2 separate regions of the Homo sapiens genome follow, and region 2 is linked to region 1. A link is an interaction called in ENCODE POLR2A ChIA-PET data of the cell type or tissue named here. Cell type or tissue: PC-3. All regions are shown on one strand. Links, peaks and the distances in the headings refer to the core of each region. The heading gives the core; the rest is flanking DNA. Region 1 overlaps PITPNM2 (phosphatidylinositol transfer protein membrane associated 2). Region 2 overlaps MPHOSPH9 (M-phase phosphoprotein 9).

Evidence for each region. Peaks named below come from ENCODE experiments on the same cell type or tissue, not always from the same donor. Only the 100,000 strongest peaks of a DNase experiment are listed, where the experiment ranks them.
Region 2: POLR2A ChIA-PET joins it to region 1 with 17 read pairs; 12 of 35 experiments call an interaction of 5 or more read pairs at or near these places.

Annotation. Positions count from the first base shown.
Region 1 is chr12:123,064,783-123,079,640 of GRCh38, reverse strand. The region is part of intron 2 of PITPNM2 (phosphatidylinositol transfer protein membrane associated 2); the gene reads left to right. Among named protein-coding and RNA genes, the nearest start is that of PITPNM2-AS1, 9.2 kb to the left of the region's middle. RefSeq lists enhancers at 972-1,693, 8,450-9,322, 13,298-13,799, 13,958-14,820. In PC-3, for the core only: no CTCF peak of the experiment used is centred there; no DNase peak of the experiment used is centred there; H3K27ac peaks cover 111 bases.
Region 2 is chr12:123,157,538-123,172,395 of GRCh38, reverse strand. MPHOSPH9 (M-phase phosphoprotein 9) reads left to right here. Exons shown (of 24, transcript NM_022782.4): 17 at 5,607-5,741; 18 at 6,919-7,094; 19 at 8,306-8,446; 20 at 9,262-9,382; 21 at 10,178-10,281; 22 at 11,013-11,260; 23 at 11,547-11,615. Among named protein-coding and RNA genes, the nearest start is that of PITPNM2, 14 kb to the right of the region's middle. In PC-3, for the core only: no CTCF peak of the experiment used is centred there; DNase peaks (open chromatin) are centred at 7,935 and 9,015; H3K4me3 peaks cover 357 bases; H3K27ac peaks cover 2,390 bases.

The DNA.
Region 1 (14,858 bases), core at 4,260-12,259:
GCACGGTGGCTCATGCCTGTAATCTCAGCACTTTGGGAGGCCGAGATGGGTGGATCACCTGAGGTCAGGAGTTCAAGACCAGCCTGGCCAACATGGCGAAACCTTGTCTCTACTAAAAATACAAAAATTAGCTGGGTGTGGTGGTGGGCGCCTATAATCCCAGCTACTTGGGCTGAGGCAGGAGAATTGTTTTGAGCCCAGGAGGTGGAGGTTGCAGTGAGCTGTGATCATACCACTGCACTCCAGCCTGACTCTGTCTCAAAAAAAAAAAAAAAAAAAAAAAAAAAAAAGAAAAGAAAAAAGAAAAAGAAGTGAAATAAAACACTGAGGGAGAAAGCGATGGGATTGGGCTGTGCCCCAACTTAGATGTCTCTGTGTCAGGGCAGCTGGGCCTGGTAGGCTCTGGTGCCGGATGCAGACCTGCTGTAGTTTTAGTCCTGAGGAGTCTACCAAGTGAGCAGGGAGAGATAGGAGGCTGGAGGATGCTGCTACTGTGCTCCCAGCCCTAAGGAGACCGCAGCTCCTGAGATGGGCCCAGGACAGCACTAGTGCCTGCCCTGAGCCTTCCCCAAGTCCTGCCACGTCTGAGTGCCTGGGAGTGCCAGTTGGTAGAACGTGGTATCATCTCTGTCTGTAATAAGGAGATAGAAGCTCAAGGAAGTGACCAGACTTGCCCCTGGTCATGTGATCTCCAAGAAGAGAGACTGCGACCCCACTGAGGTCTCGTGGCTTTCTTCCCAGCCCCATTTCGCTGCTCCCAGTATGAGTGGGGCCAGGTGGCTGAAGCCAGTATCGAAGCTGGGACGTGGGCAGCTGCAGCAGTGAGGCTGGCACAGGCGTGATGGGAGATGCCACCCAGCGTGGGGAGCCTGGGAGTCCCCATCCACCTGCCAGTGTGTCCAGGAGAGCCCCCTCCCCCTGCTGTGCCCAGCAGCCTCCCTTCTCCTCTGCTTCCCACATGGGTGGCACTGGGCCATCGGAGCCCTTCCATAGGTGGGTATCCCCTTATCCCTGAGGGTGGGAAGATGTGACTCAGGATTTGGCAACAGATTTTTAGAAACAGGGAGGCCGGGCAGGTGGAAATCCACAACGCCTCCCCTAACACAAGGTATCACCTAAGCCCGGGGAGAGGGTCACTTTAGTCTCTGGGGTCCCGACTTCAGGCTCTGGCTGGGCATCGTGGCGTGAGACGGAGGGCCCAGGCTCTTGGGGCAGCGGAGCACCACGAGCCAGGCGAGAAAGCCCCCATCTCCTCCCTTTTCCTTGGCATGGTGGTGGCCACCAGCTGCTGCTTTTGCCCACCGGTCTGGCCGGTACCCCTCCCCGCCTGGCCACCTGGACCCTGAGGCCTGGTATGGGGGAGGCTGCAGCAGCAGAACTGTGGGATTGGCTCTCTGCTGATGCCTTCCCTCTGGCATATGGCTCCTCCGCCCGCCTTGGGCTCTGCCAGCGGCTCCCCTTTCTCCATGGCAACTCAGCTCAGTGGTCCCAGTGGAGGAGAGAAAATCAATTCTCCCTCCTTCCCGCCCTCCCTCTCCGCTCCCCACCCCTTCCTCTCCGGCCTGCCTTTCTCCCTTCCTCCGGCATCCCTGCCCAGTCTCCCAGCTCCTCCGTCCACCCATCCTGGGGACACGCGTGCTCCTCAGTGTCCTCTGTCTCCAGGCATGGGCTGCTGGGAGAGCTGCGTGCTGGGGGCGGCCCCCTGAGGCCGGCAGCATGGGGAGCTCAGCGGACCTCTGCAGGGATGGGAGGCTGCTGCGCGACCCCAGCCTGGCTCCTGTGGTGCACACCTCCTGGCTCTGATACTTTGTCCCCCCACCCCTTCCCTCACATTGGCTTCCTAAAAGGTAATTTTCTGCTCCTTCTGAAACATGTCACAGCCTCAGGATGGGTTTATTAGCAAGGAAGGCTCTGTCTGGTCACGCGGGCTGCTTGCTTTCTCTCCGAAGAGCTGGGATGGAGGGAGAGAGAGAGGGAGAGGCCTCACCTGGCATGCTCAGAACTCAGAGGGGGCACAGCAGAGTTTGGGTGCGTGGAGTTCTCCTCTAGGGAGTCTGTGAGTAGCTCGACTCCTGCCTCCTGGTGCTTGGGTAGGTACAGCACTCCATTGTACTTCCATTTTCCACTGTGATTGCCACGGGGCATAGAAAATCTGCTTTCCTGGACTGTGGTTGGACCAAGGAAAGGGGAGGAAATTCAGAGGCATGCACGTGCGCCCTAGATGGGGCAGGGCTCTGGAGTGGTGATTGTTGGCCACACGTTGGCTGTCTCTCTGACCAATCCTTCATTATCTGAAAATGAGAGTTCAGTGAGGAAATGTTTTGTCCCTCTCCACCCCTGATAACAAGGGGTGTCCCTCCCCACCCCGATATCCCCCATAACCAAGATTTCCAAGAAGGTGGTGTAGGGAGGATCGTCTGCTGGCTGGCTTCAGGCAGAGCGGCCCTGCCAGTGTGTCTGTCTGGATAGCACCATCTGTTTGGGACAGCCCCTCGGCACAGTTTGGTCAGGCAGGATTTCAAGCCTGCTGCCCAGTGGGTCAACATTCTGCATCATTTCTTCCCCATCCCCAGTAGATGCATTCAGAATGACTCTTAAGTGGCTTTCCCAGAGGGAATCTGTGAGGCTAACCCCTCAGCAGCGCAGCCCGGGGAGACACACTCCGACCCATGCCCGGCACAGGCAGCTCCCACCGTGACCTCTGCTTCCTGTGCAGCAGGCAATGGAAAAAAGAACCCCTGGTTGTCAACAAGAACAGCTCCCGTGTTGATGGAAAGTGAGGGCCAAAGAAACCGGATTTAGCACCCAGTTCTTAGAAGTTATGGGTTTGAATGGTGTCTGAGAGTAACCCCTCTCTGATCTTTAAATAGGAAGTGTTACACCAAGTAGCCCTGTCTGACTCACCAGGGAGCTTCAGAGTTCAGGTACCAGGGAACCCATAGTCAACTCTGAAAGAGGCACTCAACTTGGAGGGCTGACTGCAGAGAAGTCTAGATGTTCCAGTATGTGTCTGTGTCTCAGGGTGCAGTGGGGATTGAGGGTGGGACCAGAATTGGCTCACAAAGTGAATAGTTGAATATAGGACTTCAGCCTCATGAGCACCTGATTGGATTCTGTTTTTTGTTTCAGCATTCTCTCTGTCAGATTGTTTTAATAACAGCATCAGAGCCTTGAAGGTGGCCTGAGACAGGACTCCCTGTGTGGTTCTGTGGTTGGGCATCTTTAAACTATGTTTATCTCCCCAAAGCCCTGTTTCTTTAAAACTGCCTTTGAGCCCCCCAGAGACCCTCAATTCTTGGTGCTTCTCTTTGAGCAATCAGATGGGTTACAACTGGGCAGGATGAGAGGAATGCTTTTGTGTCTGCACAGGTCTGTGCTGTTTCTTCCTCTGCTTTGGGGCTGGAGAATCACCCAGACCCTCCTGGCATCTGGGCGGTGTGCAGGCTTCTTAACAACATTACGGGCATCTGGATTCTGGTTGGTTGCTGGGAATTCTGATGGGTTTACGAGTTATGTGATGGGCGGGGAGGCCATGTGCTAGTTTTGTTTAGTTTGGTTTTGGTTTGCTAGTGAGCGGAAAATCTGATGTGACACCTTAAAGGCCAGCCCACAAGTGGCAGCACCTGATCGTCATCTCTGCTCTCAGCCTCTATGGGAGGCACCCGGCCCTGCCGTTGCTGCTGGGCTTCCTCTGCCCTGAGGGCTTTCGTGTGAGCTCAGGGCAATGCAAGTGTGTGTTCAGTTACCAAGCCCAAAAGTCAAAAGAACAGCCAGAGCCAAGCTGGCTTTTGAGGAGAGAGGCCGGCTCCTCCAGCCTGGCTGCATTTGCCTGAGGTAGATCGTGAGTGCTCTGCCCCAGCCTCTCCGCCCTCCTGTGTCCTTTCTCAGCGGCTGCTCTAAAGTATAACTTCACGTAGTGGTGACTTAACTTGAAAGGAGCCGCAGGGGGCGTGAGAGCAGCTTGGAGAGGTGGGAGCCTGGGCCGCCGATGGCTCCAGCCTGTGAAAGTGTGGAAAGCTCGTTCCAGGAAAATTGGAATAATCACCTCATTGGCTGGCTTTCAGGCGGTGAGTGGTTCTTTCTTTAATTTGACAGGAGCGCTGGGATTCAGGGAAGGGCGTGGTGGGAAGCCCTGTGGTTCAGACAGACCCCACGAAGCCAGTGAAGCTCCCAGGAGAAAGTCTGATTTATTTTTCCCTGGCCTGGCTTGCAGCATGGTGGAATCCACCACCCAGGCTGTGCTGGGCAGGACAGGCCGCTCTGATGCGGGTCAGAGATTCTGGGACTCAGAACATCTGCCTTGGCCCCCGCCCAGCCCGTGCCTAGCTTTGAAAAAGTCTGTTGGTGGTGTTGCATGATGACTTAAACTGCAGGAAGAGAGAAGCTCATGAACATTAAACTCTCCCCCAGTCTCTCTTGTGAGTTTCCTGAACACACACGTACTTATACATGCACATACACGCCTTTGCCCACAAGTGCACATATGCTTGCAGATACACACACACAGCCTCCCCACATGCACACTCACACAAATACATGTGCACATGCCATGCAGGCATGCACATGCAACTCACAAGCTCACACCCACATGCACGCACACACAAATATGTTTTCCCTGCCTGCTAGCAGGGGTGTACCTACCATTTGGCATTCTTCTCATGCTAACATGATCCCATGTAAACGGTTCCCAGGATTGTTAAGATCAGACAGCTGTCCTTTTTATGCATTGCTTTACAGCTCAGTGTCTCACCTGAGTGAGACAACTGTCCCTGTCCACTTCTGGAAAGAGCTGCCTCTGTTCCCTCTTTTCCTCCCTGGTGCTCTGTTGCATGGTCTGGTGTATTACAGGGATTGGCATGTTTGTGTCTGCAGGGGAGCCTCTGGGTGCTGGCTTTCTGTCCAGGGCTTCTGAGGGCCGCCAGCCCAAAGGGAAGGGATTCATCAGAGACTGATAAGCTTAGGGTGTACTGAGCTGTGAGGCCATATGTGTGTGTTTGTGTGTGTGTGTGGGTGGGTGGGTGTATGTGTAGGCATGTGTGTGTCTATGTGAGGTGTGTGATGTGTTTGCATATGCGTGTGTGGTGTGCTCATGTGGGGGGTGTATATGTGAGTGTGTGTTGTGTGCATATGGACATGTGTGTATTTATATGTGCATGTGTGGTATGTTGTGTGTGTGAGGTGTGTGTGCATGTGTGTGGCATGTATATGTGCCTGTGTGTGCCTATGGGGTATGTGAGAGTGTGTGCAGTGAATGTGAGTGTGGCATTTGTATTTGGGCATCTTTAACTTTGCATTCTGCTTCTCCCATTTTCTGCTTCAATTCCCAGAGCAGGGCTCAGCAAACTCCTTAACCTATGTCTGCACTGGGATCTTAAATCCACTTCACAGACACTTTCCCAAGTCTCATCTGATTTAACAGTTTGCAGCCACCCTAGAAGTACTTGGCGTTGCTCCCATTTTACAGATAAGTAGACCGAGTCTCGGAGGGTTGAGTAGCCTGCCTGTGAAGGCAGAACCAGAACTTGGATCCTTGGCTCTTTCACTCCTTCGCTCCCTCCCTCCCTCTGCCTCACTCATTAGTTATACATGCAACCTGCTCTGCACCGGGCATGGCTGCTGGGCTCTTGGCCTGAAGACTATATTCAGCCCTTGTCCTTCAGCGGGTGCTCAGTATGGGAGGAGGCCAAGGAGGTTGGGTGAGGAGAGCTGGGGGGTGCTCACTCTCCCTGCACTCCACGGCCACCCACCTTAGTTGTCTGAGAAGAGAAAAGGAAGGAATTAGAGAGAGGAAGGAGCAGGCAGCCTGGGGATGAGCTGGAGGAGAGCCCCCTGCATCTGCCCTACCACTCACTTGCCCCAGGGCTTCCACCCAGAGTACGAGGCCACTCTACACTGTGGAAAATCCGGGTCACTCTGATCCTGATCCACTGTTATTCTGCTATAGGAGCAGAGTGGCTCCCTTTCTTTTAAAAATTGCTACATCATGTATCATCAGAAAGACAGTCTGCATCGTGGGGTCTATGTGTTTTAGGCTGAGGATTTCAGCATTGGTGGCTCAGGGTAGTAGGAGCAGCACTGCACATGAGGAGATATGTGCCTCAGTTTCTTCATCTGTAACATAGAGATAACACTGTCTACTTCATGTGTCTCACCACAGAGAACAGGTGTGATGTGCTAGGAGATGAACCACCTGTGTAGGCGGTGGCGAATGGTAGGCTGTTGTTAGAGACAAGGCATTCCCATAACTTACTCTTCAATGGGTCAGGAGTGTTTATGCCCAGAGATGCACACAGAGAGCAGGAGGGACACAGATGCAAGGCAGATGGAACAAAAGGGAAGCAATTGCTGCTTTTGGGTAGTGTAGAGGGGAGTTCTTATGTTAGTTTTGCAATTTTTCCGTAGCTTAGAGACTATATGAAAATGAAATATGGAAGAAAAAAGGCTCATCCATTTAAGAGCTCTTCCTAAGAGGTTGAAAGTATACCGATGTAACAAATAGCAGAGGGTTTGTACCTTAACGACCCATGAGAAGCCAAGTGAATAAAACGGAAGCTCCATCCTCATGGAAGCTGGAGACAGCTGGCCATCCCTGAAGGGGATAGGGAGCTCTGGGGAGGGGGGCAGGCGATGGAATCACACCAGCCAAACTCTCAAGAGGCAGGGCTCTCCCTAAACACCAGGCCTCGGAAGTCAGGCTCCTTCCCTGATCCCTGTTGGGGCTCCGGATTCTGGCTTGGATGACTTCCCCAGGGCCCTTGCCTGGTGGCCACAGCCTCTTCTTCCAGAGCTCCAGGTGAGGGAAAGTTGTATCTTATGATGGTTTCCTGACTGGGTGCTGGTTTTATTTGGTCCAACGTTCAGTTGCAGGTTTACCCAGTAGGTCAGCTTTGTGGCCCTCTCTGCTGCCTTCGGCATCCTGAAAGCCCCTTTCAGATGAATGTTTAACCTCAAAACCTTGAGCAGCTGTTGACAGGGAGCACTAGGCCTGGAGTCTGAGAGTCTGGGGTCCCAGCTCTGCCCCAGTGGATCTCTCTGAGACCTGACTGTCTCCCTGACAAAGCCAAGTTTGGTGGGAATGAATGAATGAGGGACTTGAACATGCTCTGTCACTCTGCAAATGGTAGGTGTGTCTTGGGAGAAGACAGGAGAGGGACAATTGCCAGCCTTAACTTGCTGTCTACTTTGTGCCTCACTTTCCCCACCTTGTTGCCATAGTGAGAGGAATTTTCCTCATCAAGTCCCCATCACCTTTCTCTAAGCAAGACTATGCTCAGGGGCTGGAGGGCAGGGGAGAATGCAAGTTAGAAGACCTTGTCCCTGTCCCCTGTCTACCATCAGCCTGATTATAAGATCTTGGAGAATTCCTTTGACCTCTCGGAGCCTCAGTTTCCTGGTGTGCACAGCAGAGTTAGCGATGGATGCCCTCAGGAGAATGGGAAGGACAAATGGATGGTGTGTGCCCAGCACTTTGTTTCATGCCAGCGTCCTCACTTTTCCTGTCACCCTGTGCCCTTGTAAAGCACTTCACAGCTTTCTAGGCGTGGGCACACCATTATCACAGCCTGTGGCTGTGAACAGGCTTTGTCAAGCCTGTGCAGACAGAGAATGGGGAATGGGTAAATTTAAAACACTCCTTCCGCCTGACTTCATTTGCCTGCTGGGCCTGTGCTAATTGCATGGCTGAAGTCCCCTTTCCAGGACTCTAGATTCCTGAGATGGAAAGGATCGGGACTGGGCTGCTCTAGGACCTTCCTAAGCTGGTAGAAGAGCAAAACTTGGTAGTCATATAGGCTCGGGTTTTGAGTCCTGGCTGTGTGACCCACAGAAGCTGCTTAATCCCATTGCACCTCAGTTTCCTATTGTGTGGAATGGGAGTGATGGTCCCCCCATGGGCGTTGTGTGAGAATTCAAGATTCTGTGCTTCTTGCCTGCCTCGTCGCAGGAGCGTGTGAAGCGGATGATCGTCTTGTGGGGCTCTCCTCCAGTGTCAGATTGCTCTGTACCAGAGGCTGTCCTAGGATCAGGGCCAGGCCAACCGCTGCTTTTCATGCTCCCAAATGTTTGGAGAGCCAGTGCGGTGTCTTAGCCAGCAGAGCTTTCTGTCAGGAGGTGTGATCATCGAGCCGTTTGTACCCTGCCAGCCACCTGAACCCAGAGCCACTCCCTGGACTGAGCTTGCCCTCAGGGGAAGGTGGGCAGCAGAGTTATCCAGCCTGCGGGTCTCTCTCTGGCTGTCCTCCACCCTAGGAAGCACAACACGTGGTCAGCAGTGTGGCTTATGGGGAGCACAGGGAAAAGATGAGCAGCTCCATATTTCATGGCTGAAACTTGGATATGGCTGCAGTGCCAAGGAGGGGCCTCCCCTGGACCCAGAAAGAGCAGGGGCTGGAAGTTATGCTTGAGACACCAGCTGGCAGCTTCAACTTAGAGAAGAGCCGGCATGCCTGTCCCCCTCTGCTGCCTGCAGCCCTCTGCCCACCCTACTCAAGAGTTCAGCCTGTTGCTCCCTCCCAAGCAACAGTGGACACTCGAGGATCCCAGGTCGGACCTGCTAGATGGGGACACTGAGCCAGGCAGACCCAGGGCAGCTTTCCTGAGTTCCTTGGAATCACACTGAGCTGGGCCAGCTGGATAGGCTCCTGGAGGCAGAACGGAGTTCAACTCCCTCTCTCTGCTGGCCTCCTTCCCTGCATCCCCCTGTTTGCAGCTAGGAAGGGCTGACCTGGTGACTCGGTGACATCCCTTCCATGTGGCCCCAACATGAGTCACACGTCACGGCATTCTCTGAGTTGGGCAGATGCGCGAAGGGGCATGTTGATGTGGGGCCCTTAGGGCTGCCCCCACAACTAGCCTGGTCTGAAGAACCGGTTGGTCCTGTGGGGTTATTTAGAAGGCATGGGGGGCAGGCCTAAGCTCCCCAGCTCCTCCTTGGAAGAGGCCTGGCCTGTGTAAGCTGTTACTGCCTGGCTTGAGGAAGTGGCACACCGAGGAGCATCCTGTCTCATAGGGAGCCCATCCCATGGGCAGCTCTGCTCCTCAGGGCAGCCAGTGGAGCTGGGAGGGGGGACATCGCCTGCTTCCCAGACTCAGCGTGTGTCATGTTCCTCTGGGCTGCCCGGCCTGGGTGTTCTAGGAGGCCTCTGTCCAGAGGAGCAGACCTTCCCTGATGCCCACACCAACATGAATGCCTGCCATGAGGCCCTGAGGGTGCTGATGACAGCAGCTGTGACAGCGGTGCCATTGCCCACACGGTCCTGGGGCCCTTGGATACGGTCCAGCTCAAACCCCTTCACTATAGCTGGGACACTAAGGCCCACACAGGCCAGGGACCTGCTTCAGCTCCCAGGCCCTTGTTACCACCACTTGATGTGATCTTCTGTTTGCAGTCTGATAGCTTTCAGGGCCCAGTCCCTGCTCCCCACAGTGGACATGGGCTTAGGGCATGATTTAAGCCCCAAGAGCAGTGAAGAGAGCTGGGCTAGGGGCCAGGGCATGGCGACCTCTTGCCCCAGGCTCAAGGCTAGTAGAACCTCTGGACTCGTCTGTCCCTGGGCTGTATCTTATCAGCAGACTCTCCTGGCTGGGTCTTGCCAACCTGGGGACTCTTAGCTCCTTGCCAGTCACTCAGTGAGCCCCTGCTTGTCATATGAGCACCGGGTGCAGAGCCCCACTGCTGGGCAGCTTCCTGAGTGCATTGCATCTGGCTTTTCACTGTCACCTTGGGAAACGGTCAGGGCAGATGACCAGAATCTGTTCCAGGAAGGGGCCTGGAAGTTGGGTCACCTGCCCAAGGTCAGACAACTGTTCTGGGACAGAGTTTGGAATTAAAATCTTTTATCTAACAAATATTTGCTGGGTACCTACCTTTATTAAGCAACTGCTGTGGCCGAGCCCTGGGGACACAACTTTGAACAAGGCTCGGGCCCTGAGCTCCAAGGCAAACATGTGGCTACAGTGCAGTCTGATAAATGCCAAAAGGAAAGTGGGCGCAAGGTGCCCGGGGTGCTGACTCGGCCCACGGGGCTTGGGAAGGCTTCCAGGGGGCCTGGAAGGCGAGGAAGCTTCACCTGGGGGAAGGGCTCTTTGAGCACAGAGGACTCTGGCCATCTGATTCCAGGCCTATAGGGACCCCAGCAAGCCCAGGAGAGGTGTGGACTCTGGCCTTTTCTTTGCTGCGTGGCCTGCAGCAATCCCTGTCCTGTCTCCAGTCTCTCCATCTGTCTGCAGGGGAGATTGTACCAGGCCCCGTGTTTCATTCTCTGGAGGGCTTCCTGATAACCTCAGGAGATGTGTTTAAAACGCAGGTTCTGAGGCCTCTCACACAGAGGTTCTGATTTAGCAGGTCTGGGAGCAGCGCATAGGAATCTGCATTTTTTTCCTTTTTTTTTTTTTTAGAGAGTAGGTCTTACTCTGTTGTCCAGGCTGGAGTGCAGTGGTGCAATCATAGCTCACTGCAGCCTCCTGGGCTCAAGTCATCCTCCTGCCTCAGTCCCCTGAGTAGCTGGTTCTACAGGCACAATCCACCACTTCTGGCTAATTTTTAATTTTTTTGTATAGATGGGGTCTCACCATATTGCCCAGGCTAGTCTCAAACTCCTGGTCTCAAGCAATCCTCCCACCTCAGCTTTCCAAAGTGCTGGGATTAAGGGTGTGAGCCACTGTACCTGGCCCTGGAATCTACATTTTAAACAAGCTCACTGGGTGTTTCTAAAGCAGCTCATCCCTGTACTTCAGTTTGAGAAAAGCTGGACTTAACCATCTTGGCTCTGACATTATCAATCCTACAGTTGTCCTGACCATGTCCCTTGAAGTGGGCAGAGCCTATGGTGTTGGGGTGGTGGAGGTGCCTGGGGTTCGTAAGTGCTGGAGCTCTCTGAGATTCCAAACTCTGCAGAATCTCAGAGAAACCCTTGGTCATAGTCCTAAAGCTTCCAAAAGTCTTGGCCAACTCCCTCAGCTCCCCATTATGGGAGGGTCTCCAAAAGTGGAGACAGGTAGGGGATGCTGAGCCCCTTGGGGTTAGGGGGCTGTTAAGTATTTCTCAGATCTCGCTTCAAGCATTTCTGATTAGAAAGACCTGCAGTCCCTGCGTTAGTTCTTAAGGCTGTCTGCTTAGGGCTGGTGTGCCCAAGGATTATTTTTATTTATTTATTTATTTATTTATTTATTTATTTATTTATTTATTATTTTTTGGAGATGGAGTCTCGCTCTGTCGCCCAGGCTGGAGTGCAGTGGGGCAATCTTGGCTCACTGCAAGCTCCGCCTCCCAGGTTCACGCCATTCTCCTGCCTCAGCCTCCCAAGTAGCCACCTCACCCGGCTAATTTTTTGTATTTTTAGTAGAGACGGGGTTTCACCGTGTTAGCCAGGATGTTCTCGATCTCCTGACTTTGTGATCCGCCCACCTTGGCCTCCCAAAGTGCTGGGATTACAGGCGTGAGCCACCGTGCCCGGCCGTGCCCGTGGATTTTTAGCAAAGCTGAGCTGGCCTGACCTGACATGGGGGCCTAGAAAAAGCTGTTCAGGTACCATGTGGGGAGGTGGAGAAAGTGGGGAGGCTGGGCAGGGGGAGGCCAGTGCACTTTGGGCCACATGACTACTTCCCCTCAAGTGTCTTAAGAGCCTGGATGCAGACGGGTTTCTCACCGTTGGCTCCTCGCATGCCCTGAGCTAATTGGGCTGCAGCCCTGCTAACAGCCTGGTGACAGGCTGCCTCAGTCCTGCCCAGATGCTAGTGTCACCCTTCCAGCCAAGAGACCCATTGGCTGTTCTCCTGCAGGGTGCCCGGAGCAGGAGACACTAGCTGACCTATATGTGGTCAGCTCAGAGTGTGTCCTGTTTCCCAATGCCACAAACCCAATGTACTAGTTTCCTGGGGCTGCCGTCACAAATGACCACAAACTGCATGGCCTAAACAGCAGAAATTTATTCTCTCACAGTTCTGGAGGCCAGAAGTCTCAGATCAAGCTGTCAGCAGGACCACACTCCCTCTGAAAGCTCCAAGGAGAATCCTTCCTTGCCTCTTGCAGCTTCTGGTGGCCCCAAGTGTTCCTTGGCTTGTGGCTGCATCACTGCAGTCTCTGCCTCTGCCTTCACATGGCCTTCTCCTGTGTCTCCTGTGTCCTCTCCTCTTCTTCTTTTGCGTGTGTGTGTGTGTGTGTGTGTGTGTGTGTGTGTGTGTGTGTGTGATGGAGTTTCACCCTTGTCTCCCAGGCTGGAGTGCAGTGGCACAATCTTGGCTCACTGCAACCTCTGCCTCCTGGGTTCAAGCGATTCTCCTGCCTCAGCCTCCTGAGTAGCTGGGATTACAAGCATGTGCCACCATGTCCAGCTAATTTTTGTATTTTTGGTAGAGACGGGGTTTCACCATGTTGCCCATGCTGGTCTCGAACTCCTGACCTCAGGTGTTCCACCCACCTTGGTTCCCAAAGTGCTGGGATTACAGGCATGAGCCACCATGCATGGCCATGGCTGTAGACTCTCTCCTCTTCTTATAAGAACACCAGTCATTGGGTTTTGAGCCCATCCTCAATCCAGTATGATTTCATCTAGAAATCCTTCACTAATCATATCCACAAATACCCTATTTCCAAATAAGGTCACATTCTGAGGCTCTAGTTAGATGTGAATTTGGGGAGGGGGCTGCACTATTCAACCCCTTGCACCCAGCAGGCAGAATGTCACCAGATAAAGGGCAAACCTACTGCACTGGCCGGGGAGTGTGGCCTGGCAGCGGGTCCCAGGAAACACACCCAGGGCTTTTAGCAGCCTCAGGCCCTGTCATCAGCAAGGGCGACTTTGCCTCCACGAGTAGAATCAGAGAGCCCAGAGCAGCCGAGGGGGTCCAGTAGGCAGCCACTGTGGAGAGGGTGTACTAGTCAGACACGTATTTTAAGGTGTCCTGGAGGAGAAAGGCTGCATGTGGCTCCAAAAAGTCAATCAAGACCCCAGGTTGAGTCCCAGTGGGGCAAACTGTTCAGTATAGGAACTTTCTCTAATAGCAGTACCTTGTAGCCCATCCCAGGGGGTGGTTAAGCCCCTCTCACAGGATGGGCATTGCAGAGAGGAGTCTGTCTGTCTCCCAGCTCTCAGTCTGTGCTTGTCTCAGAGGTTCATGCCCCCACCCCCAACAGCTGTGGGGTGAGGTCACGGACTCACTCCACAAAGGCAGTGGAGATGATGGTGGCATACATAGCCAGACCCCTGCTCTTGCTCCTGGCTGGCTCATGAGTTTGTGGGTTGTGGGGAGTACCCACAATGCTCAGTCTTCAGGGCATCTACAGTGACGGCCCCTCACCCTCTGCCCCTGCCTGCACCAGCCCACTCCGTGTGTTTCCCAGCTTGGTCTTCTCTACCCCTCGTCAGGCCCTCCCCTTGCTCGATCTTGACACTTGGCCTCCTTCCTGGCCAGGCTGTCTGCCTGCATCCAGCCCTGGCTCCCTGAGCTCCTCTCGGATACATCACTGGGCACATGGTGGAGTGGCCATTTCAACACATGGCACCTGCAAGAGCTTTCATCTCCTTCCCCTGGCCCATCGCAGATGAGACACACTGACACCTCAGCTGTGAAGGTGACATTTGTCTACACACACGCACACAAACGCATACAGGGCTGGATACAACAAGGGACAAGGCTTAGGCCTGCTGCAGACCTTGGGTGAGTCTCTGCCCCACGTCTCCAGCAGTTAATGAAAGACAATCTTGCTCTGGGAAGCACTTCCTGCATCTGACTTCTAGAAGTCTCTGCTGTCCAGGATGACAGAGGGTGCCCCTGAATGCAGGAAGTGCTGAGTGTTGCCAGTACCAGTGCCCCTGTGGCTGCCTGACCACCATCCATTCCTTCCCATCCTCCTGCTGTGAGAGAACCAACAGACCACCTTGGGGATGATGTCCCCTAAGGCTCCCAGGCCAGCCCAGGGTGCCTGTTGGGGAGCTGCCTCCTCATCCTCACACCCACAGGCTTTACATACAATTAATCATTTAAAATGAACAGCCCTTCTGAGCTTGCTGGCCTCCTGCAAGTCTCACACCAACTTGCCAAAATCCTTTCCCTTTTCTGGGCCCCTTGCTTTTACCTGTCAAAAAGACATAATCTGCTGGGACAAGGTGTGTCAGCTGCTCCCACAGAGCCTGGTGCCTTGGAAATGCCCCATAAATGGTTGTTCCTGTCTTGCATCCTCCTGCCTCTCCTGCCAGCCCCGTTGGTTCCCCATTGACTCCGTCTCCAGTGTCTGCTGTGCACCTGCTCTGGGCAGAGCCCTGTGCGCTGTCCCTGGCACCAGGTGGCTCTCATGCTGCCCCTGCAAAGCAGCAGCTAGAGATGAGCTGAGTCCTGCTGCCTGCCCCATGACAGTGACTGGAGGGCTATGGGGGAACCCTGGATGCCATCGGGGACCTCTTCACCCTTTCTTCTGGTTTTTTGGATGCTCTCGGAAAGCCTTCTGGGTGGCCCCTTGAGCTTGACCTCACAGACCGATGAGGCAGCTGCTCCAGGCTCAGCACTGCAGTTGCACAAGGATGGACAGGGCCTTGTGCAGCCGTCCAGGGGCCTCCAGCGGCTGTGGGTGGCAAGTGCCTGCAGAATGGGGGCTGTAGCTCAGCTGTCCCAATGGGAGACTCTGAGCAAGGCTCTGAAGGGTGAGCAGGGCATGGCAGGCCCAGGCTGAGGACATCTCAGGTGCCCAGTGCCTCACTGTCACCTCATTTAATCCCACTCAACCCTCCAAGGTGGGTGGTGGTCCACAAATGGGTACACTGAGGCCTGGAGCAGGTAAAGGACTTGCTCAAAGACAAGGCTTGAATGTGAACGTGGTCTGGCCCCAGAGCTAGTCACTCCCTGTGTCCTGCTGCATCTGATTC
Region 2 (14,858 bases), core at 4,678-12,677, 92 kb before region 1:
ACACCACTGCATTCCAGCCTGGGTGAGAAAGTGAGACTCTGTCTCAAAAAAAAAAAAAGAAAGAAAATTGTATAACATTCAAATTTTAGTGTCCACAAATACAATTTTCATGGAATACAAGCTTATTCACTTACATAGCATCTACGGCAGCTTTTGTGCAACAGCAAAGTGGAGTAGTTGCAACAGACACTGGCCCATAAAACCTCAAGTGTTTACTCTCTGGCCCTTTACAGAGAGAATTTGCTGATCCTCAGCTAGACGGTCAACGTGGATTAATCTTAAGGACATAATATGGAACAACAAAAAACTAGTTGCAGAAGAAATAGGATACTATTTATATTGACTTTAGCATGTGAAGCAATTTTGTATTTCTTATGGGTTCATGCAAACATAGTAAACGTATGAAAACGTGCATGGGAATGCTGAACACAAATTTAGTATAAATGGTTGCTTTTGGGAGGGAACGAATGAGATTGGAGAGGTGCACAGGGGCTTTAGTTGTCTTTATAGTGTTCTACTCTTAATTTAAAGAATATATAACCAAGATTTATAAAGCTGGATGGTTGGCATGAATATTACCTGTATGTCTATGTGTGCTTGAGATATATATATAATATATGTTTTTTGTTTGTTTGTTTGTTTGTTTTGAGATGGAGTCTCGCTGTGTCACCCAGGCTGGAGTGCAGTGGCACAATCTCGGCTCACTGTAACCTCTGCTTCCCATGTTCAAGCGATTCTCCTGCCTCAGCTTCCCAAGTAGCTGGGATTACAGGTGCCCACTACCATGCCTGGTTAATTTTTGTATTTTTAGTAGAGATGGGGTTTTGCCATGTCAGCCAAGCTGGTCTCAAACTCCTGACCTCAAGTGATCCGCCCACCTCAGCCTCCCAAAGTGCTGGGATTATAGGCGTGAGCCACAGTTCCTGGCTGATATTTTATTTTAGAGACAAAGTCTCGCTCTGTCACCCAGGCTGGAGTGCAATGGCACAATCTTGGCTCACTGCAACCTTCGCCTCCCAAGTTCAACGATTCTCCCACCTCAGCCTCCCGAGTAGCTGGTACTACAGGCACGTGCCACCATGCCTGCTAATTTGTTGTATTTTTAGTAGAGACGGGGTTTTACCTTGTTGGCCAGGCTGGTCTCGAACTCCTGACCTCAAGTGATCCGCCCGCCTCAGCTTCCCAAAGTGCTGGGATTACAGGCGTGAGCCACTGTACCTGGCCCCGGCTGATATTTTGTATTTTTAAAGTGAACAGGAACGAATAAAGGAAAAGTATCCAGAAGATGAAAGAACTCTTACAAATCAATAAGAAAAAGATAACTTTCTCAACAAAAAATGGTAAAAGAATATAACAAGCAGCGCACAGATCCCTGATGGCTAATAAAAATGAGAACATGTTAATTGTCATGAAAATGCACATTAAAACAATAAGATACAATTCACACCATCGGACAGGTTATATTTAAAATTGAAACACTTTAACGTTTGGCAAAGATATGGAGAGACAGGAACTCTCAAAGTAATGATTGACAGTTGATACAGCTTGTCTGGAGAGTGATTTGGCAACAGTCAGAGAGGTTGAAGATGTGCACCAAATCCCACAGTTGCATGTTAAGATGTTTGCCTTAGAGGAATTTTCACACGTGTTAATTTTAGCATTGTCGAAAGGCTGCATATTAAAAACCATATTTCCACTGCCGGGAGAAAGGACAAATATATTCATACTATGGGTAAATGATAAAAATGAATAGAGCTTATATGTACTAACACAGATAAATTTCAAACATAATATTGAACAGAGAAAGCATTAAAGGCCAGGTGTGGTGGCTCACGTCTATAATTTCAGCATTTTGGGAGGCCAAGGTGGGGAAATTGCTTGAGCCCAGGAGTTTGAGACCAGCCTGGGCAACATGGCAAAACCCTGTCTCTACAAAAAATATAAAAAGTTAGCGGCTAGACACAGTGGCTCACGCCTATAATCCCAGCACTTTGGTAGGCTGAGGCAGGTGGATCATGAGGTCAAGAGTTTGAGACCAGCCTTACCAACATGGTGAAACCCCGTCTCTACTAAAAATACAAAAAAATTAGCCAGATGTGGTGGCACGCAGCTGTCATCCCAGCTACTCACAGGGCTGAGGCAGGAGAATGGTTTGAACCTGAGAGGCGGAGGTTGCAGTGAGCCGACATCGAGCCACTGTACTCCAGCCTGGGTGACAGAGCGAGACTCTGTCTTAAAAAAAAAAAAGCTGGGTGTGGTGGTTGGTGGTACGCGCCTGTAGTCCCAGCTGCTCGGGAGGCTGAGGTGGGAGAATCACTTGAGCCTGAGGGGTCGAGGCTGTACTGAGCCATGATCATGCCACTGCACTTTAGCCTGGGGGACAGGGTAAAACCCTGTCTCAAAAAAAAAAAAAGACATTTAAAAATGTGTATTAATACATTATGCCTTCTGTGTAATTAAATATATAAAAATTGGTCTTATAATTAAAAACAAATTTTGCAAGATCGGGCTGGGCACGTGGCTCACACCTGTAATCCCAGCACTTTGGGAGGCCAAGGTGGGCAGATCACTTAAGGTTAGGAGTTTGGCCAACATGGTGAAACCCCGTCACTTCTAAAAATACAAAAATTAGCTGGGCACAGTGGTGGGCCCCTGTAATCCCAGCAACTGTGGAGGCTGAGGCAGGAGAATTGCTTGAACCTGGTAGGCAGAGGTTGCAGTGAGCTGAGATCACGCCACTGCACTCCAGCCTGGGTGACAGAGGAAAACTCCATCTCAAGAAAAAAAAAAATTGGCAAGATCTTAGCATTTATTAAAACTGAGAATGGGTGAGTAGATGCTTGTTATAGTATTCTTTGTAATTTTCCAAGAATGTTTGAAGATTTTTTTTTTTTTTTAAGACGGAGTCTCGCTCTGTTGCCCAGGCTGAAGTGCAGTGGTGCAATCTCGGCTCACTGCAAACTCCGCCTCCTGGGCTTATGCCATTCTCCTGCCTAAGCCTCCTGAGTAGCTGGGACTACAGGTGCCCGTCACCACACCTGGCTAATTTTTATTTTGCATTTTTAGTAGAGACGGGGTTTCACCATGTTAGCCAGGGTGGTCTCGAGCTCCTGACCTCGTTATCTGCCCGCCTTGGCCTCTCAAAGTGCTAGGATTATAGGCATGAGCCACTGAGCCTGGCCCTGAAATAGTTCTTAATTTAAAAACTGGGCCGGGCGCAGTGGCTCACGCCTGTAATCCCAGCACTTTGGGAGGCCAAGGTGGGTGGATCACGAGGTCAGCAGATCAAGACCATCCTGGCTAATAACATGGTGAAACCCCATCCCTACTAAAAACACAAAAAATTAGCCGGGCGTGGTGGTGGGCGCCTGTAGTCCCAGCTACTCGGGAGTCTGAAGCAGTAGAATGGTGTGAACCCAAGAGGCAGAGCTTGCCGTGAGCCGAGATCGCGCCACTGCACTCCAGCCTGGGCGACAGAGTGAGACTCTGTCTCAAAAAAAAAAAAACTGAGGGAAAGAGTGACTGGAGTTGAAGTGAATGTAGATAGAAGAGGCAGCCTCTAAAATGTTTGGTTGTGAAAGGGGACAGAGAGAAAACAAGAGTTGTTTCATGGTTTCTGGTGTTTCTTTGAATTTGACTCAAAAGTTTCACCTGTCAACGAAGGTGGGATGGGAGGTTTGAGGAGGGTGGAAAGGGTGTGAGATAGTCATGTTTGGAGAACTGAAGCTTGCTGGTTACAGAAAGTCATGTTGCCGGCCGGGTGCGTTGGCGCACACCTGTAATCCCAGCACTTTGGGAGGCTGAGGTGGGCGGATCATGAGGTCAGGAGATCGAGACCATCCTGGCTAACACGGTGAAACCCCGTCTCTACTAAAAATACAAAAAAATTAGCCGGGCGTGGTGGCAGGCGCCTGTAGTCCCAGCTACTTGGGAGGCTGAGGCAGGAGAATCGCTTGAACCTGGGAGGCGGAGCTTGCAGTGAGCCGAGATCACGCCACCGTACTCCAGCCTGGGTGACAGAGCGAGACTCCGTCTCAAAAAAAAAAAAAAAAAAGAAAGTCATGTTGCCAGGCGGTCAGGCGGTTTGGGGTGTCCGCTTGAGGTGGTGATGAGTCTGCCCAGCTGGTGGCTTTTTTCCAGCAAAGCTCAGTGGTAGGAGTTGAGACCTGAAGCGCGGCCTTTGTAGTCAGCCAGTCCTCAGATTTTGCTGCCAGTCAGGTGTGGTGAAAGGTGAGAGAGAAAGTATCGTGAGTGTGGACTTCAGGGTAGATCAAGAGGACCTAGTCAGACTAGGAGGGGTTGATAAATGGAAAATGGAGAGGCCAAGGATCGTAGGTCACGTTGCTGAAGCTTGAGGGCGGGAGGCAGAATAGGGGCACAGTCTTTGGAGTATTGGTTTCTTAAGGGGAGTGTGTTCTCTGGTTTTGACAAAAGCCAGCAAGTACCCTCTGAGGTGGCTGGCTGAGGAGTAGAGGGTCACCTCACTGGAGAGAGTGGTCAGGAAGTTGCCTAGTGTGAGAACAGGCATAGGTGTGGAGAAAACAAGGCAGGCTCTAAAGTCTGGGGAATGACTGGGGGTTAACATGATGGTGGGAACCTCAGATGAGCTGGGGGAGCAATGTCTAGAATTGCGCTGTTCAGTACAGTCCTGCCAACAGCCACTATTACTATTTAAATCAATCATGTCAACCTAAAATCAGTGACAGAGACTGACTCTCCAAAGAAATTTATTTGGAAATGTTGGGGGTTTGCAAGCTGGAGTACGCATGCTGTGGTGAACCATAAGCATGTCCAAAGGGGTTGGGACACAGGAAACTTTAAAAGACAAAGGGCAGTCCACAGTCCACTAAGCTATTTTAAAACAAAGACCACTGGTTACAGGAGCATGTTGCAGGCATTAGCATTAGCTCAGTGGTGGAGACATCCCTTGTTAGGGATGTTTCCTTGTACAAGCAGCTTATTATCTGGAATACTGTCGTTCTGAGGAATTCAGAATAGTTCCCATAATCAGCATCTGTGTGAGAGGCTGCTCCTTTGTGCCTCCCAGCTCCATTTTTTGGGAGTTTGACATTAGTGACTCCATTTTGATACTGAAAACTTTCATTATTAAAATTAACGTTTTATAATTGGTTCTTCAGTCTCAGCAGCCACATTTCAGGTGTTCAGTAGTGACACCTGACTTGTGACTGCTGCATTGGACAGTGCAGATAGCATTTCTGGTTTTGCAGAAGATTCTGTTGGACAGTGCTGGTCTGAAGGGAACAAGAAGGGCAGCCCTGCTTCCTTCAGCACTTTACCCTCAGCTACAGTAGGGGCACAGAGTGTAAAGGGTGTGAAATGCCTGAGAGACAGTGAGGGGAATGTTCAGAGCCGCAAGTACCTGAATCTTGACTGAGATTCAGAAGTAACAGAAACCTAGAACAACAGTTAAGTTGAATCATAAAACTGTAAAATAAATTGTATCCAAAATATAGATTGTTACATGTGATTTTTAAATTAGTGTACAAATGTGTAAATACTGTTTGAGAGCAGATTGTTTTATATGCACATGCAGTCTGAAATGAAGTGCAGACCTTTATAATGCCTGACCGTTTTCATTCTAATAGCACACTAGCAACTTCAGACGTCAGCAGGCGGAAATGGCTGATTCCAGGTGCAGAGTATTCCATCTTTACTGGCCAGCCTCTGGACACCCAGGACAGTAACGTGGATAACCAGCTGGAGGAAACCTGTAGCCTAGGGTGAGATAACTTTGCTAAAGATTCTATTTAGGGATGTTATGTTTTCTTAGAGATTTCAATTGCTTTTAAAAGTTTGGGAAGCCCTCTCTTTGGTTCTTTAATGTCTTAATTTTGAGAACCTGACTTTTATTTTACTTTGAAAGGCTACTACTTTTAGAATATTTTACTTCCATGAGCTCTGCCAAGCTTCCCCACCTGTGCTCAGTGGCACAGTATGGGTTTGTGATTAGGATAGGATGTCGATCCTCAGGCCAGGTGTGGTGGCTCACGCCTGTAATCCCAACACTTTGGGAGGCCAACGTGGAGGATCGCTTGAGCCTAGGAGTTCGAGACCAGCTTGGGCAGCATGACAAAATCCCACCTCTACAAAAAATAAATATATTAGCCGGGCATGGTGACATGCGCCTGTAGTTTTAGCTACTTGGGAGGCTGAGGTGGGAGGATTACTTGAGCCTGGGGAGCTCAAGGCTACAGTGAGCTATGATTGTGCCACTGCACTCCAGCCTGGGTGACAGAGTGAGACCTTGTCTAAAAACAAACAAAAGATGTAGATCCTCTCCCACTTCAGATGGCTCTGGCCAGCCCGAGCCCCGAGCCTGCGTGAGCAGCCTCAGCCGCTTACTCCAGGGTGCTGTGCAGATGCTGTTCCTCTAAGTGTAGGACTAGAAGGATGGGAAAGCACTGTATGCAGGTTTAATTTATTTGCATTGCAAAGCATGCTCATTGTGGAGTATAATTGTCAACTCTGTTATTCCCCTAACAACCCCAGTAAAGTGTGTGTTTTAGCTTGGACTGTTATAACAAATTACCGTAGACTGGGTGGCATAAACAACACACATTTCTTTCTCTACCTCTGGAGGCTGGAAGTGCAAGATCAGGGTGCTGAGTGTTTGGTGAGGGCCCTCTTCCTGGTTATGTCCTCACATGGCCTTTCCTTGGTGTGTGTGCACAGAGAGAGCGCTCCTGCCTCTTTCCCTTTTTCATAAGGGCATTAATCCCATCTTGGAGGCTTCACCCTCATGACCTCATCCAACCCTAATTACCTCGTAAAGACCCCACCTCCACACACCATCACATTGAAGATTAGGGCTTCAACATGTATGTTTGGTGTGGGGGCGGGGGGCAAGATACAGACATTTAGTCCATAGCACTGTATGTCTTAAAATTATTGTTTAAGGCACCGTTCACCTCTGGAAAAGGATTCTTCACCTGGAAGTTCATCAACAAGCTTGTTGATAAAAAAGCAAAGAGAGACTTCAGACACGCCGATCATGAGAGCTTTAAAAGAACTTGATGAGGGAAAAATATTTAAAAATTGGGGGACACAGACAGAGAAAGAGGACACCTCAAATAGTGAGTATTTCCTTGTTTGAGATAGATGGATATAGATATCTTTTCCCCATTTATATTACCTTCGTTAAAATTAAAATATTTAGGTAATGAAATTAAAAGTTTTAGCTCTGTAAACTTGCTATTTTACTGCTACTTCAGCCCCGTTTCATAGAGAATTGAATGTCCTAGTTAATAATTTATCACAGTTCTGGCATAACATGTACCTTTTGTACAAAGCCAGTTGAATCTTACATTCCGATTATGAAAAAGGCTTACATGGCATTCTTTTTTTTTTTTTTTTTTTTTTGAGACAGTGAGACAGAGTCTCACTCTTTTGCCCAGGCTGGAGTGCAGTGCGTAATCTCAGCTCACTGCAAACTCCATCTCCAGGGTTCAAGCTATCATCCTGCCTCAGCCTCTCAAGTACCTAGAATTACAGGTGCCCTCCAGCACCCCCGGCTAATTTTAATATTTTTAACAGAGACGGAGTTTCACCATGTTGGCCAGGTTGGTCTCGAACTCCTGGCTTCAAGTGGTCCACCCGCCTTGTCCTCCACAACACAACACAAAGTGTAAACACAAAGTGTTGTGATTACAGGCGTGAACCACTGCTCCTGGCCTTACATGGCATTCCTAAGGATATTTGAAAAATTCCTGTCAGTCCATCTTACTTGCACACATCAGAAGGCTGTGATAGGCATTTGGTATTCATGAAGTGAGATATAACATTTCCTCTTCTTTCTTGGTTACTGAGCATCTGTAGATAAGGCAAGTAGTGTCTTTAATACTGTGTTTTTTCACAGGTCCAGGTCACCAATACATTTCTCTCCTTTTCCACTATGCTTGCTTTCTCAGACCCCTTAGTCATCCTGCCAGCGTCTTTGCGGTTACATCTCCCAAGCAGTGTCTCTTAGTAAATAAATTAGTAACCTGCTTTCTAAAAATAACCCTCTTGAAAATCACCTTGAATGCCGATTGTAAACAGGGAGCCAGAATGAATTCATTATAAACTCCCATATTTTTCTTCATCAAGCATTTTTTATCATTATAATGTGGTGCATTTGCAAATAGTCACTATAACCTAGCTGGTGAGAATAAATGCTTTGAGCAGAACCTAAGCTGTGGGGCTTGGTGTGTAACCATGTGTAACCACCTGTTAATAAAGGTGGATAACTGAAGCGTAGGCTTGTTTTGATTTGTTTTTTGTTTTGCTTTTTTTTGGTCTGCTGTAGTAAATCCTCGGCAAACTGAAACTTCAGTTAATGCAAGTCGTTCTCCAGAAAAGTGTGCCCAACAGAGACAAAAGAGACTTAATTCGGCCTCACAGAGATCATCATCTTTACCACCTTCAAATCGTAAATCAAGTACTCCAAGTAAGAGTTAGATGTGTACATCTCTTGGGTTCAAAAGCGTGATCTCTGAGTCAAATCTATTTGTGCCCGCTGCTTGCCTGTTTCTGGTTTCTCTTGTATCCTCAGCACCTAGTAGAGTACTCTGAGCAGAGGACCCCTAAATAAGATCTTGTTCATAAATAAAATTGTCTGATCACATAGATACTACAAATGTAAATGAAGAAATCTGTTTATTAAAGTGAGATTTTTTATTGTGTCCAGTAAATTGTTTACAACTAATACTAATAATTTATTGTGTCCACTAAATTGTTTGCAACTAATACTTAAAAATGCCAGCTATCCAAACATTAATTCAATCAAATTAATCCAAGCTAGTCTCAAATATACTTCTTATGTATTTGATCTCAAGTACTTAGCATTAGTCACCATTTTTCTTTAGCCAATAACAGGTTGGTTTTAAAGTTGAAGCATTGAATTCCTGTCCTGAATTTCCGTTTTCACACCAGCTGAGGAGATTCTTATTATTGTGTTATAGGAATGTTCAGTAGTGTACTGCTGTTTCCATCTTATTTCCAGTCGACTTCTAAAATCCTGAAAAACCAGTTTTGAGTCAGAGTGCTGAAAGTACTGTCTGATATACTACAGTGTTACAGTGGTTACCTCTAGGTGTTAGGATTATGAGTGATTTTATTTTTTTGTACACTCTTATTTCTCTCTCAAAGTTTTACGTTGAAATTATATTCCTTTCAAAATTAGAAAAAAAATACTGAATAAGAAACTGTTATGCTGATACATATAGAAGGAAAAGAATATTTCCTCTTCATTTTCTTCTATAGCAAAAAGAGAGATTATGCTAACACCAGTGACTGTGGCTTATAGTCCAAAGCGATCCCCTAAAGAAAACTTGTCCCCAGGATTTAGTCATCTGCTTAGCAAAAATGAGAGCAGTCCAATTCGGTAAGTTCTCTAAAATTGTAGAATAAAGTTTACTATATTAGTGATTTTTTTCTAAATGTTGACTTATGTCTCTAGCTATCACTAATTTTTCAGTTACCAGTGGGAACTCTGTGAATTTCATTTAAATCATAAGTGAATGTCATACTACAACTAAAGTACTGCAGTACAATGAACACAGTTTTTAACTATGTAAACTTGCTACTACTAGATTTTAAATTATCACCTCAGCACCCCTGTCAGCTTTTGTATGTAGAATGATAGTTCTTTGTTTTCCTGAAAAGGTTTATGATACGGGAAAACTTTTGGGCCATTTGTACAGGAAAGTGGGCTTTACTGGTATGGCCCTGGCACCAAATGCATGTTTACCTGTGCTGCTGAGAATCTGTCCCCTCCGAAGTGTGGGCAGCTGTGTGTGCTATTAGCGGGGAGGGATGTTGCTTCTTGGTTCCAGACCCAACTCTGTCAGGCTCTTGCGGAGATGAGTTAAGCACATTGAACCTCAGTTTCCTCTTCTATAAAACGGGGATAATAATAACTACCCTGCTTATTTCATAAGGTTTTTATAAATATCAAATGAGATAATGTATGGGTAAGTGTTTTAAGTCTTTAGTTTGTAAATACAATTTTGTTAGAAAATAGAAATAAATTTCAGTTTTAGACAATTACATAACCAGCTTTCTTTTAAGAAAATACATAAATATGTGAGTTAGCTGGATGCCAGCTCATCTTTGTAGTGGAGATAGGGAAAATCAGTTAACATTTTTTTTCTCACAAGTAACTTGCTTCATTCAATAGATTTGATATACTTTTGGATGATTTAGATACTGTTCCTGTGTCTACATTACAACGTACCAATCCAAGAAAGCAACTCCAGTTTCTTCCTCTAGATGACTCGGAAGGTATCTTTTCCTAAAAAATATTAGTTATGGTTTTAATCATTCATTTTTTGAGATTCTGGTATCTCTCAGTGTTCTAAATATTATAATATCTTGCACTTAAATATTTTCCCACTCAAGGGCGTCTGAAACTAAGCACTCATGATGCTACGTGTTGTTATGTCAATGTTGTTATCCTCATTGAAAAGTTGGGAAACTGAGGTACAGGGAATGTTGATGTTTAATTACCAGGGCCACACTGCTCAGTTATTCTCTTTACTTTTATTCTCTATATGCAGCTTAGGCTTTGGGTAACTTTTTTTTTCTCATTTATATTCTAAATTTGGAATAAAGCTATAAGACAATGTATGTGAAATCACTTGGGTAGGCCCTCAAAACATTAACTGTTTAGTGTTGGTGTATGTCCACTAAATGTGATGTATTATTTAGTTTTTAAGCTTTTTTTTTTTTTTTTGCTTTAAGTTTACTTAAAGTTCATTTATGTTTACATGAAGTTTGCTTAAGTTCATTAAGGGAAGTTGCAAAGATTGTCAAACAGAGGGCAAAGCTTTCAGAATTCTTTGGAGAAAAAAGCACTGAGTAAATAAGATTGATTATTGTATCTCTTTTCATTACTTTTTTGGGCCACATAGCAGCTATATCCAGAAAGTGAAATTGGGCAACATATTTAATATATATGCAACCTACACGAAAAATTGATAAGAAATATAAGCAATTTCTCTCCTCTCTGACAGAAAAAACTTATTCTGAGAAAGCCACCGATAACCATGTTAATCATAGCTCTTGCCCTGAACCGGTGCCAAATGGAGTGAAGAAAGTATCTGTGAGAACAGCCTGGGAGAAGAATAAATCAGTTAGCTACGAACAGTGTAAGCCGGTTTCAGTCACTCCACAGGGGAATGATTTTGAATATACAGCAAAAATTCGGACCCTAGCTGAAACAGAACGATTTTTTGATGAACTTACAAAAGAAAAGGACCAGGTAAAAACAAACAAATATTTTTAAAAATTGTTTTCTGAACTTAATGCTTATGTCTAAGGAGAAGGGAATTATTGAGTCAAACCTGTCTCAGGAAATTACAATGGGATAACATACCAGAGCTGTGCTAGCAACGGATTTGAGCCATGTGGTCGTTACTAATTGACAGAGGGAAATTAAGTTGAGATGAAATGGACAAGGAAATACTAAGCCAAAACCTTTTCTTTCCATTCTGTGTGATAAACCTCCCTGCCAGTAATTTAAACATATTTTTTTCGTGTGTTAACAGATTGAGGCAGCACTAAGCAGGATGCCTTCTCCTGGAGGACGAATCACTTTACAGACAAGATTAAATCAGGTGAAATGTCTTAGCTTGAATCTGCTTTAGAGGCTTGATGCCAGTCAGTGTTCCAGTTATCTAAGAGGGGTTTAAAAAATCATGGCACAGTGAAAATTAGACACACTGAAGCAGCAGTCAAAACTTTTAGCTTTTACGGGAAGTGTTTGATTATAGCAATTTTATAACTGCAAGCTAGCTTTCAGGAATAAAAATTGATTTTACCTTTAGACTTAGAGAAGAAGGTGTTCATGCCCTTGTATTTTCAAGAAACTAACTTGAGAGCAAATGGCAATATGCTTTTCAACAGATTTTACACTAAGTTAGTGCTCACAGATTGCCTCTCTTTTTGTTTGATTTCTCCCTCCTCAAATCTGTAATTTATTTCTGAACTCCTTTCCATTAGCAAGCAGATAAAATGGTTACACTTTGGAAACTGAATAGCTGTAGAGGTTCAAAAAGTGAGCCGTAGGCCGGGCGCAGGGGCTCACGCCTATAATCCCAGCACTTTGGGAGGCTGAGGCTGGTGTATCACCTGAGGTCAGGAGTTCCAGCCACTGTGCCCAGCCCCCAACTTCTTTTTTTCTGACTTTGTCTTTTTGTTCTGATAAATATTAGTCAATAATTTATAGGCTGGGCGTGGTGGCTCATGCCGGTAATCCCAGCACTTTGGGAGGCTGATGCAGGCGGGTCACCTGAGGTCAGGAGTTCGAGACCAGCCTGGCCCACATGGTGAAACCCCGTCTCTACTAAAGTACAAAAATTAGCCGGGCATGGTGTGGGGGTGGGCGCCTGTAATTCCAGCTACTCGGGAGGCTGAGGCAGGAGAATTGCTCGAACCTGGAAGGTGGAGGTTGCAGTGAGCCAAGATGGTGCCACTGCACTCCAGCCTGGGTAATAGAGCAAGACTCAGTCTTAAAAAAAAAAAAAAATAAACTTTCAATTGAACTTTTCATGTTATGAAATATCTTTCTATAACATCCTTTTAAATTAACGTACAATATTCCATCAGCAGTAACGTATTTAACCAAGAATGTTTTAGTAGAAATTTGGGTTGCTTCTAATTTTGGATATCATAAATAAGGCTGCAATAAAGTTCTTAAACATATCTCTTTGCACGTGTAAGTATTGCCTTAGGAGTCATTCCCAGAAATAAAAATGCTAGGTCCAAAGAAATGCAAATTTCTAAGGATTTGGATATATGTCAAGTTGTAACCCAGGATGTTTGAGACAATTTCTACTCCTACCTGCCGTGTATGAAGATAAGCTCTTCCCCATCCTGAAACCTGTATGTTTGGGAAAACAACAACAACAAAAAAAACAAAAAAAAACCTGCCATGGCCAGGCGCAATGGCTTATGCCTGTAATCCCAGCACTTTGGGAGGCCGAGGTGGGCGGATCACGAGGTCAGGAGTTCAAGACCAGCCTGGCCAACATGGCAAAACCCCATCTCTACTAAAAATACAAAAAATTAGCCAGGCGTGGTAGTGCACGCCTGCAGTCCTAGCTACTCGGGAGGCTGAGGCATGAGAATCGCTTGAACCTGGGTGGTGGAGGTTGCATTGAGCTGAGATCGTGCCACTGCACTCGGCCTGGGTGACAGAGCAAGACTCCGTCTCTGAAAAAGAATAATAAAAAAAAATACCTGCCAATGTGATCATTTTTTAAAAGGTGTGGGGTTGTCTTGGCTAATCTTTTATTTATCTAGTTTGGAGACGGAGTCTCGCTGTGTCACCAGGCTGGAGCGCAGTGACGCAATCTCGGCTCACTGCAGCCTCCAACTCCCTGGTTCAACTGATTCTCCTGCCTCAGCCTCCTGAGTAGCTGGGATTACAGGCACATGGGCCCGGCCTAATTCAAAGATATTTTGAGGCCGAGAACAGTGGCTCATGCCTGTAATCTCAGCACTTTGGGAGGCCAAGGTGGGCAGATCACTTGAGGTCAGGAGTTTGAGGCCGGCCTGGCCGATGTGGTGAAACCCTGTCTCTACTAAAAATACAAAAAAATTAGCCGGTTGTGGTGGTGTGCCTGCAATCTCAGCTACTTGGAGGCTGAGGCAGGAGGTTCACTTGAACCCAAGAGTTGGAGGTTGCAGTGAGCTGAGATTGCACCACTGCACTCCAGTCAGGGCAACAGAGTGAGACTGTGTCTCAAAAAAAAAAAAATTGAGATAGAGTTTGATTCTCTTCTTAGGTTTCTCTTTTAATTTTTTTGAGACAGGGTCTCATTCTGTCACTCAGGCTGGAGTGCATTGGCACAATCATAGCTCACTGTAGTCTTGACCTCTGAGGCCTCAGCCCCTTGAGTAAGCTAGGACTACAGGCATGCACCACCACACCTGGCTAATTTTTAAAATTTTTTTGTAGAGGCAGGGCCTTGCAGTGTTGCCCAGGGTGGTCTCGAACTCCTGGCCACAAGTGATTCTCCCACCTTGGTCTCCCAAAGTGCTGGGATTACAGGTGTAAGCCATCATGCTTGGCCTTATTTTTCTTTTAAAAATGATACACGGCTGGGTGCAGTGGTTCACGCCTGTAATCCCAGCACTTTGGGAGGCTGAGGTGGGCAGATCAGATCACCTGCAGTCAGGAGTTCAAGACCAGCTTGGCCAATATGGCGAAACCCTGTCTCTACTAAAAATATGAAAATGAGCCGGGCATGGTGGTGGGCACCTGTAATCCCAGCTACTTTTGAGGCTGAGGGAGGAGAATCGCTTGAACCTGGGAGGCAGAGGTTGCAGTGAGCTGAGATTGTGCCACTGCACTCCAGTCTGGGCAACAGAGCGAGACTCCGTCTCCCCCAACCAAAAAAAAAAAAATAAAATAAAAGTGGTATGCATATATATGTATGCAGAAAAAACAGGAAAGAGGAACAGTTTTTTTTTCTTTTTTGCTTATTTGTCTTCTAAATTTTCTATATTCTAAGTGTTCTATAATCCTTTTATAATTAAAGAAAAAAATTTTAAGTTTTATTTCAGGACACCATTGGAATTAATACTGAATAAATTAACTAAAATGAGGCTGGGTATAGTGGCTTATGCCTATAATCCCAGCACTTTGGGAGGCCGAGGTGGGTGGATCACTTGAGGCCAGGAGTTCGAGACCAGCCTGGGTGACATAGTGAGATCTTGTCTCTGCAAAAAAAAAAATGTTTAAAATCAGCCAGGTGTGGTGGTGCCTGCCTGTAGTTTCAGATACTCGAGAGGCTAAGGTGGAAGGATTGCTTGAGTCCAGGAGTTTGAGGCTGCAGTAAGCTATGATCATGCCA